Regions from separate parts of the Homo sapiens genome. Here region 2 is linked to region 1. Evidence: chromatin loops called from intact Hi-C (ENCODE). Cell type or tissue: CD14-positive monocyte. All regions are shown on one strand. Each heading gives the region's core, and the rest is flanking DNA. Links, peaks and the distances in the headings are about the cores only.

Region 1 (8,344 bases), core at 141-8,140:
AATCTCAGCACTTTGGGAAGCCGAAGCGAGTAGATTGCCTGAGCTCAGGACTTTGAGACCAGCCTGGGCAACACGGTGAAACCCTGTCTCTACTAAAATACAAAAAATTAGCCGGGCGTGGTGGCAGGCGCCTGTAATCCCAGCTACTCGAGAGGCTGAGGCAGGAGAATCGCTTGAACCCGGGAGGCAGGGGTTGCAGTGAGCCAAGATGGCGCCACTGCACTCCAGCCTGGGCGACACAGCAATACTCCATCTCAAAATAAATAAATAAATAAATAAATAAGTAAATAAATAAAATAAAAGGTAAAGGGATAGAGAGTAAAGGTGTTATTTTATAATGGGTTGTCAGGGAGGTCCTCCCTGATAAGGTGAGATTTGTGCCAAGACTTGAATGAAGGAGCAAACTACATGATATTTGGCAGAAGAGTAAGGACAGAGGCAGGGGGAACTGCAAGCAGAAACACTTGAGCTGCAGGAAGCCAGAGTGACTGGAGCAGTGTGGGCAAGAAGCCAGGGGCAGTGGAGGGGACAGAGAATGAGAAGGACTGGTGGCCAGGTCACCTAGTTATGGCATATTATAACTGGTACATGCACCCTTCACACATGTTTTTAGAACATCATCACTAAGATGAGTAAGTTCAATGTCCATCATTATTCTGATTATTCAATTGATTCAGTTGTGAAGACTCCCTGTCACAGAAAGGGGATTGTAAATGTGAATCTCTTCAGCAGGAACTGGTTCACTTAGTTGGATTTAAGTACTGAGAGTTTGATGTTGAATAAACTTCACTCTGGAAAATTGTTCAGGGGTGACCAAACATCCTAGTTTGCCTGGAACCCTCCTAGTGTTAGCACCTAAAGTCCTATATCCTAGGGAACTCTTCAGTCCGGTACAAATGGGGATGGTTGGTCACTGTCCACGGTTTCTTAAAAGTGTTCCTTAGGAAACGAAGGAGAAAACAGTGGCATGCCATCTGGCTTTCCACATTGAACCGATTCACTTCTTGGTCATAGTTATACCTTTTATTCTGTAGATAAACAATGAAAGTGAAAACAGAGAGACTTGCAAGTGACCTTATAAGTTTAAGAAAAATAACCTCAAGCTTCTTTCTCCATTGTCAAAGCTTCAAAATACCACTGAAAGTGCATATTTATAAACAAGATACTCCCAAAGACAATCTCAGATCATTCTAAAAGGTAAGACATGTTTCTGACCACATTTCCCAACTGCAGCACTTTAAAATAAAAAAGAAAAGGAGGAAAATGAAGGTAACAACTCATGTTTTAACAGGTAACAGAGAAAAATTGTTGAATATCTCAATTAGTGCTACAAAGACATTTGCTTGAATTCAAAACTATTTCTGATGCTTAAAAAAACAAATTATGAGTAGATCCAAGCTTCCATAGCAAACTAGCTAGCATTTATTATAAACCAATACAAAGCAATTGAAATTTCACTATTGTAAAATTAGGCATTATATCTGAATAATCAACTATAACTAGCATTAAACTTTGTTACAAATAATTTTTGACATGAAAATGTGAATGACATGATAGTAAGTAAAAAGTAGGATAACAAATGTATATGCAATACAAATTTGACTATTTTAAAGAACAAGAATAAACCAGCAACAAAAAAACCCCAAAATTATTTTTCTGCTTTTTAAAAATTACACTTTTTAACATATTCCACGATGTGCCCCTATTGTTTTTAAAATTTGGAAGATAAAGTTAAGGCAATTTTTTTCAGAACAATTTTAGTTTTCTGATAGGACTTCCAAAACTGTAAAATTACTGCTAAGGAAATAAGAATGATCAAATTGCAGGTGAAAAATTTACGCTTACCCAAATGATCAAGGCAAATGCTTCAAACATGGAAGTGATGAAACACAGCAGTTTTATTTTGATGCAGAATTGGAATGGAGGAAACAAAATCTCCCTTTAGTCGAGCAAGTCACAAGGAAGAGGGAGAATAAAATGTGGACATTCAAAGTTACTTGATAGTAAGCTTTCAGTCCCTCTTTTGGAGAAGTGGTCACAACAAGGCAAAAGAAGAAAGAACTTTGAAGAGCTAGAGAAACTCAATAGGTTATCCCATGTCTTGGAAAGTGGTGATTTGCTTCAGGAGGGTGGATTTGGGGTTTGTCAGAGGCCTTTGTGATTCAATATTAAATGGCCCCTTTATTTCTTTGAATTGTTATTTGTTCTTTGTAGCCCTCTATATTTACATATTAGGGTAAACAGGGCATGGAGAAATATGTGGTCCTTATTTATAGCATTATACTTTCTTTCTTTTTTCTATTACTTTCCTTGTTCTTTACTGAAATATAATTCCTCATTGAAACACTATAACAAAAAGAATAAAATAATCTCCATTTTAGATTACTTTGTCTTTACAGTTGTATGCTCACTGACTTGTTGGATCCTCTTGATAACTTAGGAATGGCATTGAATTAGTATTATTTGAGCTTCTTAAAGATACATAGGCCGTGTCAGAGTAAACATCTTGCACATCTGAAATGGGATGGAGCAAGACTTATACCTCTCACGAAGGCCCATGGCCCCTAGGATTGTCCTATTTCCTACAGTGTACCACTTTGGAGGTGTGATTCCCAGAGAAAGAAAATACAATTAGAAGTTTCTATTTAAAACAAAACAGAGCAAATACCCACATTTCTTGCCCATACATAGGCAATATTAAGAAATAGATCACCTGTTTCAATGGAGTTAAATAGACATTAGATTGGGAGAACGTGCCTACTTGGTCTATTTTGAGGGATTTACATGTAATTTTGGAGTTGCAATATTATTTTAAAACTTTCAAAGCACAAATCTTTTTCTTGAATAATATTGCATCCTTCTTTTGATTTTCATTTATTCATTAAAAAAATAAATGCTACGGATTAGCCAGATGGCTTTCAAATCAACAGTGAACAGTCTCACGAAACTACTATTTTCCACCTTAGTTTCCCCAAAGGAAATTAAAGCTATAATCTTATAAAATATTCTACATAATTTAAACTCTTGGTTTAATATTGTCATTTTATGCCTTATGCTTACACCTGCATTTTAATAAATGCAACACAGTGTGCATCTCCTGGTGTGTCTCTGGGGATATGCTTTTTATCCTTTTGTTATTTTGCATTGATTTAGAACTACCTTTTCTCTGGGTCATTTGTGGTGTCATAAGTTCTGTCTTTAAGTGATGGCAATAATACAGAGAAAATTTTCTGTTAATGCCGAGCTATTATTTAAAAGAGATAATAATAATTCTTCATGAGAATCTCTACAACACCTTCCTGGGAGGCCAGGAAGAGGCATTTTAGATGATTCCTTTTTAGCAGCTTGGGGACATGAAAAGACTTGTAGTTTGATGCTTTCTTATGTCCGTAGGTGCAGATGAAATGCGATAGTGTAATCAGTAATCCTTGACAGTGATGACAAGGATGTGTGTTCTGCCTGGGATAATTTCCATGAATTCAAGGGCTGTCATTGAGTTTGGCCTGGGCATGACAGCTTCTTCTTGAGGAAGCCATCGTGTACCCTGATATCACCATTTTCTCTTCCAAGAAACAGCTGATATATTGAACAGAGATGACTTGTGGAATATAGTCAAGAAGTAGCTTAAATGTTCTCTCCCTCTATCCTTTTAAATGTAGTTTGTAAGTTTAGCCTTTTCATTTCTTTGTGAAAAGTTAGGCAGATTCCATGATGTTTCTGGTCACTGTTGAGTAATACAGTTTTCTTGTTACTTCAGGTCACAGAAAACTGCCCCAGTTTAGTAATTTAACTGTCAGAAGCATGTGTTTGTAAAAACTTTGATCTTGTGTTAAAGTTGAAGTTTTTTTCCTTTCTGGCAGCTTGAGTCTGCTGTGAGTGGGAAGCCAGAAGTTGAAGTAGGGGTGGAAGAGATTTATTACCTAGTCTAATACTACTTCTACTCCTTCTCCAATTCACCGGCAGAGTTTTCTGGCTCTTCAAGGATTGGTGCCAGGAAGGAAGAAGTAAGAAAGGCAGCAAAGATGTTACTTCACAGCTCCTTGTGAGGTGATCTAGCATTTTGGCAGTTGTTTACAGCTGACAACTTGACAGATGGTCACAGCAGACTCTTTTGTGGGGGCTTTTGTGAATTTTCTGTAGTTCTCTGTAAGATCTCAAGCAGGGGTCAGCTTGCTCTTTGCAGTATGATCAGTAAATGTGTCTTCTCTGAAGCAAATGATCCCCCTTCTCACTTTGTGGCATATCCTATGAATTCTATCCAGTGCCTGATGAATGTGTGATAATCAATTGATGACAGATAAAGAAACACTGCCATAAACTGAGTTGGTTAATCAATATAATGAAAGAGTTTATACTGATAGGATGTATGGGATAGAAGAAAGCACACATCAACACAATGATAAATAATATTGATATTGCAAGTAGACAGGAATAGTAATGATGGAATTGAAGTCATCTGCAAGGGGCAAAGACAAAAAGGAAAATAAGAAAGAAGGGCATATAGATAAAATTGCATTGTCAAGTGAAAAGAGAATATGTTTAGGATTGTCTGACAATCAAAAACTGTTTAAAAGAGGAAGTTATACCAGCATATTGCATTTGTGGTTAGGTAGACAATAATTTCACAACAGCACATGACTCAATAGGCTTGAACAGCACGAAGTGTCTGCCCAAATGCTACTAAGAATTTAGGCAGTCAATAAAACAGGGAAGAAAAAAGTGAATGGACATTTTTCTTTTCAAGAGAAGCTTTATATGCTTCTTTTAAAAGGATGGAAGTATGTTATAAACAGAAATTAAATGGTTGAAATAGGGTTTAATTTAAAGACAGTAAGACCATCAATATGCTCATTAAATACCAGTTGGCTATTAGAAACCTGTTTAATGAGATTTACCAACCACTAAAACCATCATGTCTGTCAGTTCAGCAGCCATTAAATATCAGTAATTTTGTTTGTTATGGAAAATACAGTTAAACTATTCCAAGAGAGTCAGAAAGTTACAAATAACAATGAGTAATATAATATTTGTTGAGTGTTTATAGCAAACTAGCCACTACTCTAACATTTTCCTGAACACAATTTCCTTTAGTACTCACAAGGTCAGTGTCACTGTGTCCTATTCATAGTTAGGGGAACTGAGGCCTGGGCAGTGTAATTAACTTACCTAAGGTCACACAGCCAGGCAGTGGGTTGAAGCTTAAACTCAGGCAGTCTGACTCCAGAACCCACATTCCTAACCAATGAGTTACCCAATGGTACCTGTCATAAAATATATCCAGCAGTCTTAGGGCAAATCTAATAGTAGCAGCCTTACCTGCTAGAGGCTGGTGATCTGATTTTCAGCCCAGACCTCCATGTGGTCTTTGTCACACTGGTGGCAGGAGTCAGATGGTCTCTTGCAGAAAGAACTGTGAGAGAGTCACCTGTCACAGGCCCTTGCTTTCACTTCTGCACAGTTTCAGCCAGATCAAGGACTGGAGACAGGAAAGCAGGGCTCCTGAAGTTTTGACCCTCCTAGCTCTTTCTTTGTCTCGGATTTTTAATTCTTTCATCACCTGCAGTCTCTCAGATCTACTTTCTCTTTGGTCACTACCCAAAGCTCTCTTTCTTACCATCCTGCATCACCTCGTTTTGTATCTTCCATTTTGTTTGTGGCCTGGGGTGCAGGTGGGCAATGGTATAGGGGAGAGCTTGTCTCAAAGATTCACTGATTCCTGAGGGCAGAGTGTGTTTGCAGAAGGCTGAAAATGTGCACGAAGACCCCCTGAATGTTTTGCATCTGTGGTATTGTATTATGGTTAACATTTTGGGGGCAAATTGTGAATGGTGAAAGCTTAAAAAAAACCCAACTAATTATGAAAGGGAATGTTGTGCTTACATAATTATTGCTTGTCAAAACTGCGCTTAATAAATACAGCCCATAGCAGGATTTTATTCTCTGCATTACAGTTAATAATTAATCCTCCAAACTTATTGTCTACTGCTAATAAACACATACCAAGCTTATTACTCTCTCTAAATTCTTGCCCAATATGTCAACTTGTTTCCTTCTTATTTCTTTTCTCTTACCCCTAATTTTTAAAAGTTGAAATCCATATTATTTCATACTGCTCAATAATGCTTCTAAAAACTTTTTTTCCTAGAGTTTTTCTACAAATAGAAGTGTTGAATAATAAAATTATAATCATATCTTTATCTTTCACTTGGCTAGATTTTGGATTATGCCCTTAGGTTAAGAACTGTATCTTTTGCACCTCAATACAGTGCCAATCACATTGCTACACTTTACAACTAAATAACAACCTTAGTACCAACATATATGAGGTCTTATTAACCTTAACTCTGAACTTATACTTTTAAGGAAATAATTATGCATACACACTAGACTATGTGGGAGTCCAAAGTCTGGAAAAAAATATAGCAAGACCTTTATGTAAGATACTCAACCAAACATATTCAGCTAAAATAAAATACCCAATTCTAGAAATAGCATGTAGTGGATGACACCAGTAAGCTAAACCAGATGGCTTGTATGACAATGTCCTGTGTTAGAGATTCTGAAGTCACCCTTTGGGAACCCATTTCATTGCCTAATATTGAAGTTGGAAAGAAACTCTTTGCATCTGATCTTTATTTTCCTTTATGTAACTAAGTCTGTTTCTTCTTGGACTGTCTATCTGGGAGGTAAAAACAGTTGATTCTTAAAAGAACTCCTCCATTGGTCAGAGTACTCTCATTAAGTCAAGTTTATATTTCTTTCTTTAAGCCAAATAAAAACTCTTGTTATTCATAGTTGCTGATGGGGTAGTTTGCCACATGTATGAAGAGGGCCGCACAATGCACTACATGACGTAAGTTTCACACCTGTGATCTGTGGATAAGTGAACAAGTTCCCAATATTTTCTGTCACCTGGAATGTGCTGATTTAATTGATAAGATTTTCTACCCTGGCTTTCAATTTCCCAGTTTTTAGAGATCCACAGCAGATGATATTAAAGAACCGAAACAATGGCGGTGATAGAACTAACATAGATGCTTCAAAGAGGAATAGTTTATTCTTTATGGTGCAGACTGACACATGTTTTTAGTAGATCTAGTTGATTATCAGCCCACAAGCTTTATGTTTGCTTTTGCAGCTGTTCTATCCAATGACGGAGCCACTAGACCCATGTAGCTTTTTAAGTTTAAAATAGCTAAAATAAAATAAAAATAAAATAAAAAATTTGGTTCTTCAGTCATGGTAGCTACATTTGATTACATGAGGGTAATGGCTGACATATTGGACAGTACAGTTATGGCGCATTTCTAACATTTCAGAAAGTTCTGATGGAGGGTGCTCCTAGTATAGAACAACCCTGGTCTTCGGCCTGCATGCTTGTAGTGACACAGAAAAGTAACTTTCAAAGATCTCTACAACCTAAGACCATATCCTTAGGTTGTTGAGTGCATGGTAAAAGAATATTAGAGATGGGGAAATAATTTCTACCCCATAAACACATTCTCAACAGTAGGACAGACTTAACACAAGAGGGACTTAGAGAGCTTCTCTCTGGTCTCAGAAAATAGTCATCTTTTCCCACTTGACTGCTTATCCATATGGTAATTCTCTTCTTAGGAATTAGGAGAGCCATTGAGTTTTTCACTTTGTTTGCTTTATATTTTCAACATCATTTTATAATGAGTACTTTCTCAAATTCTTTTTTATTTTTATTTTTTGTGACAGGGTCTTGCTCTGTTGCCCAGGCTGGAGTGCAGTGATGCGATCTCGGCTCACTGCAGCCTCCACCTGTCAGGTTCAAGCGATTCTCCTGCCTCAGGCTCCCAAGTAGCTGGGATTACAGGCACGTGCCACCATGCCCAGCTGGTTTTTGTATTTTTAGTAGAGATGAAATTTCACCATGTTGGCCAGGCTGGTCTTGAACTCCTGGCCTCAAGTGATCTGCCCACCTCAGCCTCCCAAAGTGCTGAGATTATAGGTGTGAGCCACCATGCCTGGCCTGAAATTCTGTTAGAGAACATTCACAACCTCCATAATAAAGTAGTTTACTGTTATTTACAAGTCAACTGAAACAAGTTTTAATATTCATTTCTGTGATTTAAAACTCTTTCTTCATAACCCTTTAAATGTATGAAAAAGTGGGATTTTGTGGATTCTAAGGTAACATAATATTAGTAGAGAATGATTTTACTGTTTTTACCTTTGGGTTCTTGTATGATATGGTTTGGTTCTGTGTCCCCACCCAAATCTCATCTCGAATTGTAAAACCTGGATGTTGAGGGAGCGACCTGGTGGGAGGTGGTTGGATCATGGCAGCAGTTTCCCCTATACTGTTCTCATGCTA
Region 2 (8,344 bases), core at 17-8,016, 98 kb after region 1:
TCTCTTCATGCAGCTTGTTGTATGCACAGGTGTTTTCTCTCACTGGACTCAGACAAGTTGGTGACCCGCACACAATAAACCTGCTCCACAACAAGAGGAGAAGGAATTCCAGGTAGATCGACCTTCTATTCCTCTGGGTATAACTCTGATCCGCTGTGAGGAATATTATTATATTATTTCTGGCAGTGGGCCACAGTGGTACACCATTTGGGATGTGGTTGGGGGTAGGCTTAGAAATTCAGAGTGGAGCATACTATTAAACTTATGTTAAGAATCAGGATGGGTTTTGTCTACTATTTTGATTCTATTAATAGCAGGAACCTGAAGATAACAGGACCTTGCCATGCCAGTTACTATTTCTCATTGCAGTGTTTCTTCTGAGCAGTAACTCTAAGGAATTGGCCAAGCATCATCTTGTTGCTTGTGCTGGGAGGGAGAAGGGCTGGGAGGGAGAGAGCAATGACATTCCTGCTGTGAGGAAAGGGGCAGAAGCATCAACTCCCTTGCATTGTTGTCTTACATGGAAAGTATTCTGTTTCCCACTTTTTTCACTTCACATTGTGTCTTTTGCATTTTTTCTTCTTGCTACAATGTATTTAAAACTAACATTTACATTCACTAAATTTATGCAATACTCCACCTAGTTAGTATATTTTTTCTGCCATTTCCCTATTATTTCGTATTTAAAATATTCACAATACTTGATATTAAAAAAAAACCTAAAATAAACATTTTCGTGAAAGCTTTTGTCTACCCAAACCTAGTTCTCTAACATAAATTCTTATTTAATTCCTACGTTTAATGGAAAAATCCTTTTAAAATATGTGATTTTTTTTATTTTTAACATTTTAATTTACATGGGGCTAGATTTCTGTTCTTTCTCACTCACACTATCTCCCCTTACTTTTATTCTTAATTTTGTTTCTTGAGATGAAAAGAGGGAAAAGGGGTGAAGTGAGATCTAGGGGCATACCCTGAAAAGTCAAAGGTAATTTAAATTTCTCTCAGAGCCATTTCTTTACAATGAAATGAGCAAATGGAAATGAAATAAGCAAAAACAAAATAAGAAGAAATAATTAAAAGCAAAGACACAAAAATTCTAAATTAACAGCTTAATTTTTTTTTAAGCAGAAAAATTCAAAGCTAGAGTGACTAAACTTTCAATTATGTGGAAGGCTTTAGAGCAGTGGTTCTCAGCCTGGGTGTGTGCCACACTGACATGTTTGGAATGGTGTGGGAAAGAGGATCACGCAGAGAGTGGGGTTAGGAACTAAGCCTAATTTTGAACCTCTTACTCAAATTGCAGCTTAACCATCAAAACCTGGGGATCCTCATCACAATGCTGTGCATAAAATCATAAGTCTTACTGATTAAAAAGAAATTAAGAACATTGAAAGGGTGAAATTAAAAATACTGGCAGCTCTCAATTTGCTAATTCATATGTATCCATTTCAGTTACCATGATTTAGTTAAATAACACCAGTCCCTCAATAGCATGGTTCACGTTTCATTAACTATGGTATATTAACTGCAATTTCATGAAGTTCTAACCTCACTGATAGCACTTCAGTTCAGAAATCACTACATAAATATCAGATGCACATCATGATGAGTGACGGATCACCTCAGTATGGCTACTGCACATCTGTTACTCAGTTACCACCCAGCAAAGCATGTAATTGTGTTGCCTCCATGTCTTCCCATGATAAACTCACATGACATTTTACAAAACGGATGATTAAAAGAAGGAATTGTGCAACAGACGAAAGTGCAGCCAAGAAATGAAAAGCAATAATGCTGGATGTGAAATTAGATCCGATAAGAAGACAGCTGACTATGGAATATTGACATTGCTGTCATTTCAGTTTCTAGGTATGAGGCCACAGAAATTTACTAAAAGAGAACTTAACATAAATGAGAAAGGTAGTTGTGATGAACAGAATGAAGATGTCCTAGAGGAAGTAGTGCTGGCAGAAAATTTTCACGTTAGAAAAAACTCTTGGAGGTGTTTCAAGACACTGAAAGAACGAAGAATACAATGCGGGAAGCCGATCCGAACTTAGAAAAGCGTATGATAATTCGCCAGTGCGTAAAGAAAGATGGTGCTCCACATTGTTAGTTACATGACAAGGAGGCAAGCATGGTTTAAACTACTTTTGATAAGTTTTTATGAAAAGTAACTTCAGTTTTAAACATTTCTCATGTTTTAAGTTATATTGTACTAGGTATTAGTTTTACTATTTTTATTTGCTTGTACCTTTGTCAATGACAGCAAGAAAGATTTTGATGTTTTGGCAAAACTTTTTAAAGGCCAAGGCCCAATCATTAGTTTTCTCATTGATTATTAAGATTGCTTTGCGCAATCATCTTTGCAGTCCCACACTATCGTGCTTGTACTGAGGATTATCTGTACCTTATTTACTGTTACATAGTAACTTCAATACTGTCTCATTTAGTCCTCACAATAACTTGCTGAATGAAGCATGCATTATTATTTGTATTTAACAGAAAAGAGAGACTTTAGAGAAATCAAGAAATATGTTTAAATTTATGCTTACTCTTGGCTGAGCTGTGGTCCTGCAGTTGTCCCGTATTCTCTCTTCACTACAACGCTGCAGAGACTTATTCCCCTAAGCTGCCCTGTCCATCAGACAAGCACACCATGCCCGTTACATTCCCAGAGTTCCAGTTATATCCCCTCCCACCCAGGGGCTCCTCTGTTTTGCAGGGTTCACTGTGGTCTCAATCTGGGTCTTGCCTTTGTAGATCAATCGCTCTTTTGTTTCTCTACTATTCAGGGCATATTGTTGTTGCTGTTTTAAAAACATCTGACTCTCTCTTTTCTAATGAAACTGATTGTGTGTTTTTCCACAAGGCCAGACTCTCCTTTCCTATGATCAAATAATTAAAGGCAATGAATTAATGGAAGAAGCTTGCCGACCCCTTCCAGTGACCATTGGAATCCCAAGACTTCATTCCAGTCCTTTTTCTTCCTCAATCATCAAGCCCATCACTTTTTTCTTCTTACGTCTTGTGGATTTGTCTCTGCTCTCAATCTCTGTTTCTAGATATAAATTTAAACATTCATCATCTTTGCTGTAGTATATTCGTTTATTTTATAAACGCTGATAACACTATGTTCCAGACATTCTTTTAAGTGCTTTACAGCTTTACAAATATTAGTTTATTTAAAACCTCTTAACAGCTACATGAGGCAGATACTATATTATCATTCCCATTTATAATTGAGAAACTGAGACAGAGGCTTAAAGTAACTTTCCTAAATTCATACACCTGGTAAGTGATAGAGAAAGGATTTGAAACCAGGCAGTCTAACTGCAGAATCCATGCTTTAGGCACTGTTTTAGAATGTATCTCATTCATTCATACATTCATGCATTTATCCATTTAGCAAACATTTATTAAGTGCTTATCGTATCAAATACTGTAATAGAGAAGAAAGAAATGTATAAAAAATAAGTGGAGAAATGTTTTATAGGTTACATCACAGGTCAGGGTTAAAGTAAAGACACTAAGGAGTGAGCGGTCAAGTCTAAACAAGAAAGGCAGAGAAGAAATTTAAAATAGATGAGTCTTGAAATATGTGTGGGCAGTTACCTGGGAAACAGAACACTGCATTTTAAGGGCAAGAGCATTTTAAAATAGAGGGAGGGCTGATAACAAAGGCATGGAGGCATGAATAAACTGGTATGTTTGAGCCACTTCCACGTGGTTGAAGCAAGGATTGAGGTAGGGTTTAAAGTGAGACGAAAGGTTGAAAACACAGGAAAGACCCAACGTCAGGGGCAAGGACTTGGTGGTTCTGGCAATGAAACTTGAGTGTACATCTGACTCATGCGCTTCTGCCTGGGGCAACACAATTAGACTGTAGGAAGCTAAAACAAGGGAACTTGTATTCTAAACAAATCACCAAGTTTATTTTGGGGTAAAATAGTTTGAGAGCCACTGCTGCAGGTACGCCAGGCCTCCGTGATCTGGCTTCCGGTTTGAGTACTCTGCAGAGCACTTCACAGACAGCTTCATTCTGCACCATGGGAGATTGAGCTTTCCTCTTAACAGAACGAGTCCATTCTTATTCATTTCTCCATTGGAAAAACCAGTACTTGTGGAGTGACTCCATGTTAAATTCCTTCTGTATAGAGAAGCATATCTTGGTTCAATTTTACATAATTTCACCATGCTAGGCACTTTGAGTTATTGCAAAGATGAGAAAAAAATAGATTTGGCTTTTAGCAGCTCAACATCTAGTCATCCCCAATCTATTTTTCATATCTCATTATAAGAGTGTGATCATTTTAAAAATTTGCATAAGAGATCTTAAATAATATATGAACACTAAAGCTGGCTAGCATTCTTAGCGTTATACAGTGCATCCTGCATTCACGGATGGGAAATGGGCATCACTACTTAATGGCTACAGAAGGTCTCCTGACTCTGGGCTCATGCAGTTTTCCACCACATCGTGTTCCTTCTCACTCCAGGTTAATTCCTTCTTTGATGCATATTCTTTCTTGAACATTCACATATAGTTTTCTATTTTCCAGAGCACTCTTTCCTCCTCCTTTTTACCTGTGAACTACTAACCATGTAGTCTAAGCTTAGCAACACTTCTTGTGCCAAGCCCTTCCTGACCATCAAAGTTGTGGCTAAGTGCCCATTTTAGTAACCTGCTGTACTAGTACATTTTTACACTGCTGTAAAGAACTACCTGAGACTGGGTAATTTATGAAGAAAAGAGGCTTAATCGACTCAGTTCCACAGGCTTAACAAGAAGCATGACTAAGAGGCCTCGGGAAACTTAAAATCATGGCAGAAGGCAAAGAGGAAGTAAGTCCGTCTTACCACGGCAGAGCAGGAGAGAGAGAGCAAATGTGGAAGTGCCACACACTTTCAAACAACCGTATTTCCCGAGAACTCACTTACTAACATGAGAATAGCAAGGGGGAAGTCCGCCCTTGTGATCCAATCACCTCCCACCAGGTCCTTCCTCCAACACATGGGGATTACAATTTGAGATGAGACTTGGGTGGGGACACAGCCAAACCGTATCACCTGCAGTAACACTTTAATAAACAAATGTCTACCTGGATGTTTTCTCCACTAAACTGAAAACTCCTGCAAGATGGCACTTTCCCTGATGTATACCGTGTTGTGTGCCCTGAGACTGCTAAGTATTTGTATTCCCAATGCCTAGCAGTCTCAGGACACACAACAGGGTGTACCTTGATGACTTAGGAATTAACGAATGGATGGATGATGGATCCTCTGTATTTCCTTTTATGAGGAAGAGATTAATTTGTACTTATTCCAATAAACCCACAACAGATTTGTATTTAGGGGCATTCATTCAGTTTCAAGGAGCTGCAACAGTTGAATATTCAGTGCTGTTTTTGTGATAATATTTGACATTGAAGATTATATTAAAATTGATGTTGGTGTTTGTACAGGCATTTTTGAACATTAATCAAACAATGACGGGAAATATTGCTACAAGTTATGAAATTAAGTAGTTGAGGAATGATACAACCAAAGTAAGCAATAGAAACTCTAGTTTTTGTCTAGTGGGGGTGGGGGTTTGGGGAAGATATAAAACCTAGGCTACTCAATCTACTTTCAGCTTCTCATCTACTTCTAGAACCATAAAATATTAATGTATAAGTCACTTTTAAAAATCCTTTATTTGACCTCCAAACAATTTAAGAATTGCTGTAATATCTGTGAAAAGTGGCCCTCTACCCAGTATTTTAATTCTTTGAAATAGTCTCTTTACTTCAGAATAATTAGAAAACTCAAAATAGTAATAGTAATATTAATAATCTTCTCTAAGGTTGTAATCTGGGCTGAGCACAGTGCTAGATGTCAAATATACATAATCTCATATAGCTTTCACAGCAATCATATGAAAACTGTTATTACCCCCATTTTACTAAAAGGGAATAGCCAAGACTGAGAGAAGGCAAAAACATAAGTCCTCATCTGCTAGCAATTATTGGTGATGTGATTTTATATTATTGTCTCAATGACTGCAAAATCCAAAGCCTTTCTTACGAAATATACAAGTTCTCAAATAATGTATTGTTTATATTAATGACAGTTTTTACTTCCCTAATTTTATATATTCATTTTAGTTTTGTCTTTTAGAGCAGCCCAGAAAAATCTCATCCCTCTTTTTCAGCACAGTCTTTCAGAAATTTGAAAATCGTTATTATATACCCTGTAAAACATTTCTACATGAATGGAATTAGTGCCTTTATAAAAGAGACCCCAGAGAAGTATCTTGTTTCTTCTGCCATGTGAGGACACAGTGAAAAGACAGCCATCTATGAAGAGGACCCTCGCCAGACACCAGATCTAGTGGCACTTTGGTCTTGGTCTTTTAAGACTCCAGGAGTGTGAGGAATAAAACACCCAGTCTGTGATATTTTGTTATGTTAGACTGAATGGAATAAGACAATGTTATGGACTGAATTGTTTCCCCTAAAAATTTATGTGTTGAAGACTTCACACCTGAGTACCTTAGAATGTGACCTTACTTGGTGATAGGGTGTTTACGGAGGTAATCAAGCTCAAGTAAGGTTATAAGGTGGAATTTAATCCTGCGTGACAAATTTCCTTATAAAAAGGGTGAATTTCAACACAGAAACATGCATATAGGGAAGGTGATATGAAATTGCAGGGAGGACACCATCTACAAGCCTAGGAGACAGGCCTGGAACAGACAAAAGACCCTCCCCTCACAGCCTTCAGAAGGAACCAATCTTGTCAACATCTTGATTTCAGATAGCTAGCCTCCAGAACTGTGAGAAAAAACATTTCTGTTGTTTAAGCGAGCCGGTTTGTGATGGAACTTAGTTATGGCGGCCCTAGCAAATGAATACATCTACAGATTCTTCAGCTATCTTTTACAACACTTTGTTTCCCGTTGGGTTTTGACCACTGGCATTTTAATGTAGCAATACCCCATTTGAAATTTAATGTCAAGGCTAAACAGATGTAGTCTGACAAGTGAAAAGGAGAGAGAAATGGTTAGCTTAATTTCTCTTTTTTCTAGTTACTGTTCCTCAACACACTATGAGTTGCATTGAGTTCAAACAGCTGAAACTTTGGATTCAGAGTGAGCTTCTGCTTTTTGGATGCACAAACAATGCTTTGAAACCCTTGTGGAGAGGGGAATCCTTCTCCACAAAGTCAGCAGCTCATTAATCATAGACACAAAATTTGGAGAAAAAAATGAACTTTCTGTTTTTCTCCATTTTCTCTCTTTGATGACGCAGAAATGGAAATACATTTTTGTAATACATCTTATTTCAGATCACTAAGCTGAAAGCAATCTACATAGCCATAAATTTGGAAATAACAAGTATAAAACATTTCAGAGTGAAGGAAAAATTTTTTTAAAAAAGAATTTACTGAAAAGTAAAAGTATCTGTCACAACTGTAACAGGACTCTAAGCAAACATATTAAAAGTAGCATTTCTAATCAAATTCATATTCACCAATATCAGAAAAAAAGTAGAATGGGTATTCTCAGATAACCACTTTCTTTGCAAACAAATGATGACTGTTGAGGAGGAATATATAAATCATGATGTTGACCCTCTTTTTGAAGGTAATGTACCTTGAGTTGTTTTCATAAGGGTGGTGATAAATTCTCCCCATCTATCCACAATCTTTATATGCCCACAAATATACATATGTTGTACAAATATGTACGTGTTTAGGTATATATACATATATGTCTATGTGTGTATATGTGTGTGTGTGTGTGTGTGTGTGTGTGTATATATATGAAACCAACCTAGAGGAGGATAAGAATTTTAGCAACAATGTTTTCTCTTGCAAAACTAGAAAACTTACATGAATATCAAGCATATGACTTTGAATTAACACCATGGTCCAAATGAGCTAATGGATTAAATTTCAAAAACATTTCACACAGTGACATATATGGAATATAAGCCTTATTTTTACAAGCATTCACATAGTCACTATTTACATAGTCACAGAGACATAGAATGTGGTCATATTTTACATAAGCTTGAGATAATGTGACATAGCACGTTAGTAAAAATCTCACTTTATGGGCATGAACTAATGCTTTAAAATAAATCTAAGCTTTTTTCCCCCGAATTTTTAAGAATTGCATTATGTGAGAGCCATGGAATCAGTCTGAAGGAATTATAAAACAAGTCGTTGCTCTTGTCACAGGATAATGCTGCCTTGTCCTTTACACAGACCCCCAGACCGTTAGTGACACATCTCCGAATGATTTGCTTAACTCTTGTCCTTTTTTTTTTTTTTTAACATATACTGTTATCTTTAA

The links. Peaks named below come from ENCODE experiments on the same cell type or tissue, not always from the same donor. Only the 100,000 strongest peaks of a DNase experiment are listed, where the experiment ranks them.
Region 2: a loop joins it to region 1, with 5 times the contacts of the local background. A loop is called at or near these places in 2 of 110 quality-filtered maps.

What each region holds. Positions count from the first base shown.
Region 1 is chr4:138,402,631-138,410,974 of GRCh38, reverse strand. All of the region lies in intron 2 of LINC00499 (long intergenic non-protein coding RNA 499), which reads right to left. Among named protein-coding and RNA genes, the nearest start is that of LINC00498, 94 kb to the right of the region's middle. RefSeq lists an enhancer at 5,296-5,355. In CD14-positive monocyte, for the core only: no CTCF peak of the experiment used is centred there; DNase peaks (open chromatin) are centred at 3,984, 4,634, 5,144 and 5,414; H3K4me3 peaks cover 903 bases; H3K27ac peaks cover 2,484 bases.
Region 2 is chr4:138,304,062-138,312,405 of GRCh38, reverse strand. LINC00498 (long intergenic non-protein coding RNA 498) reads left to right here. Exons shown (of 7, transcript NR_198994.1): 1 at 1-112. LINC00499 (long intergenic non-protein coding RNA 499) reads right to left here and starts at 2,695. Exons shown (of 3, transcript NR_051987.1): 1 at 2,559-2,695. In CD14-positive monocyte, for the core only: no CTCF peak of the experiment used is centred there; DNase peaks (open chromatin) are centred at 4,875 and 7,165; H3K27ac peaks cover 3,626 bases.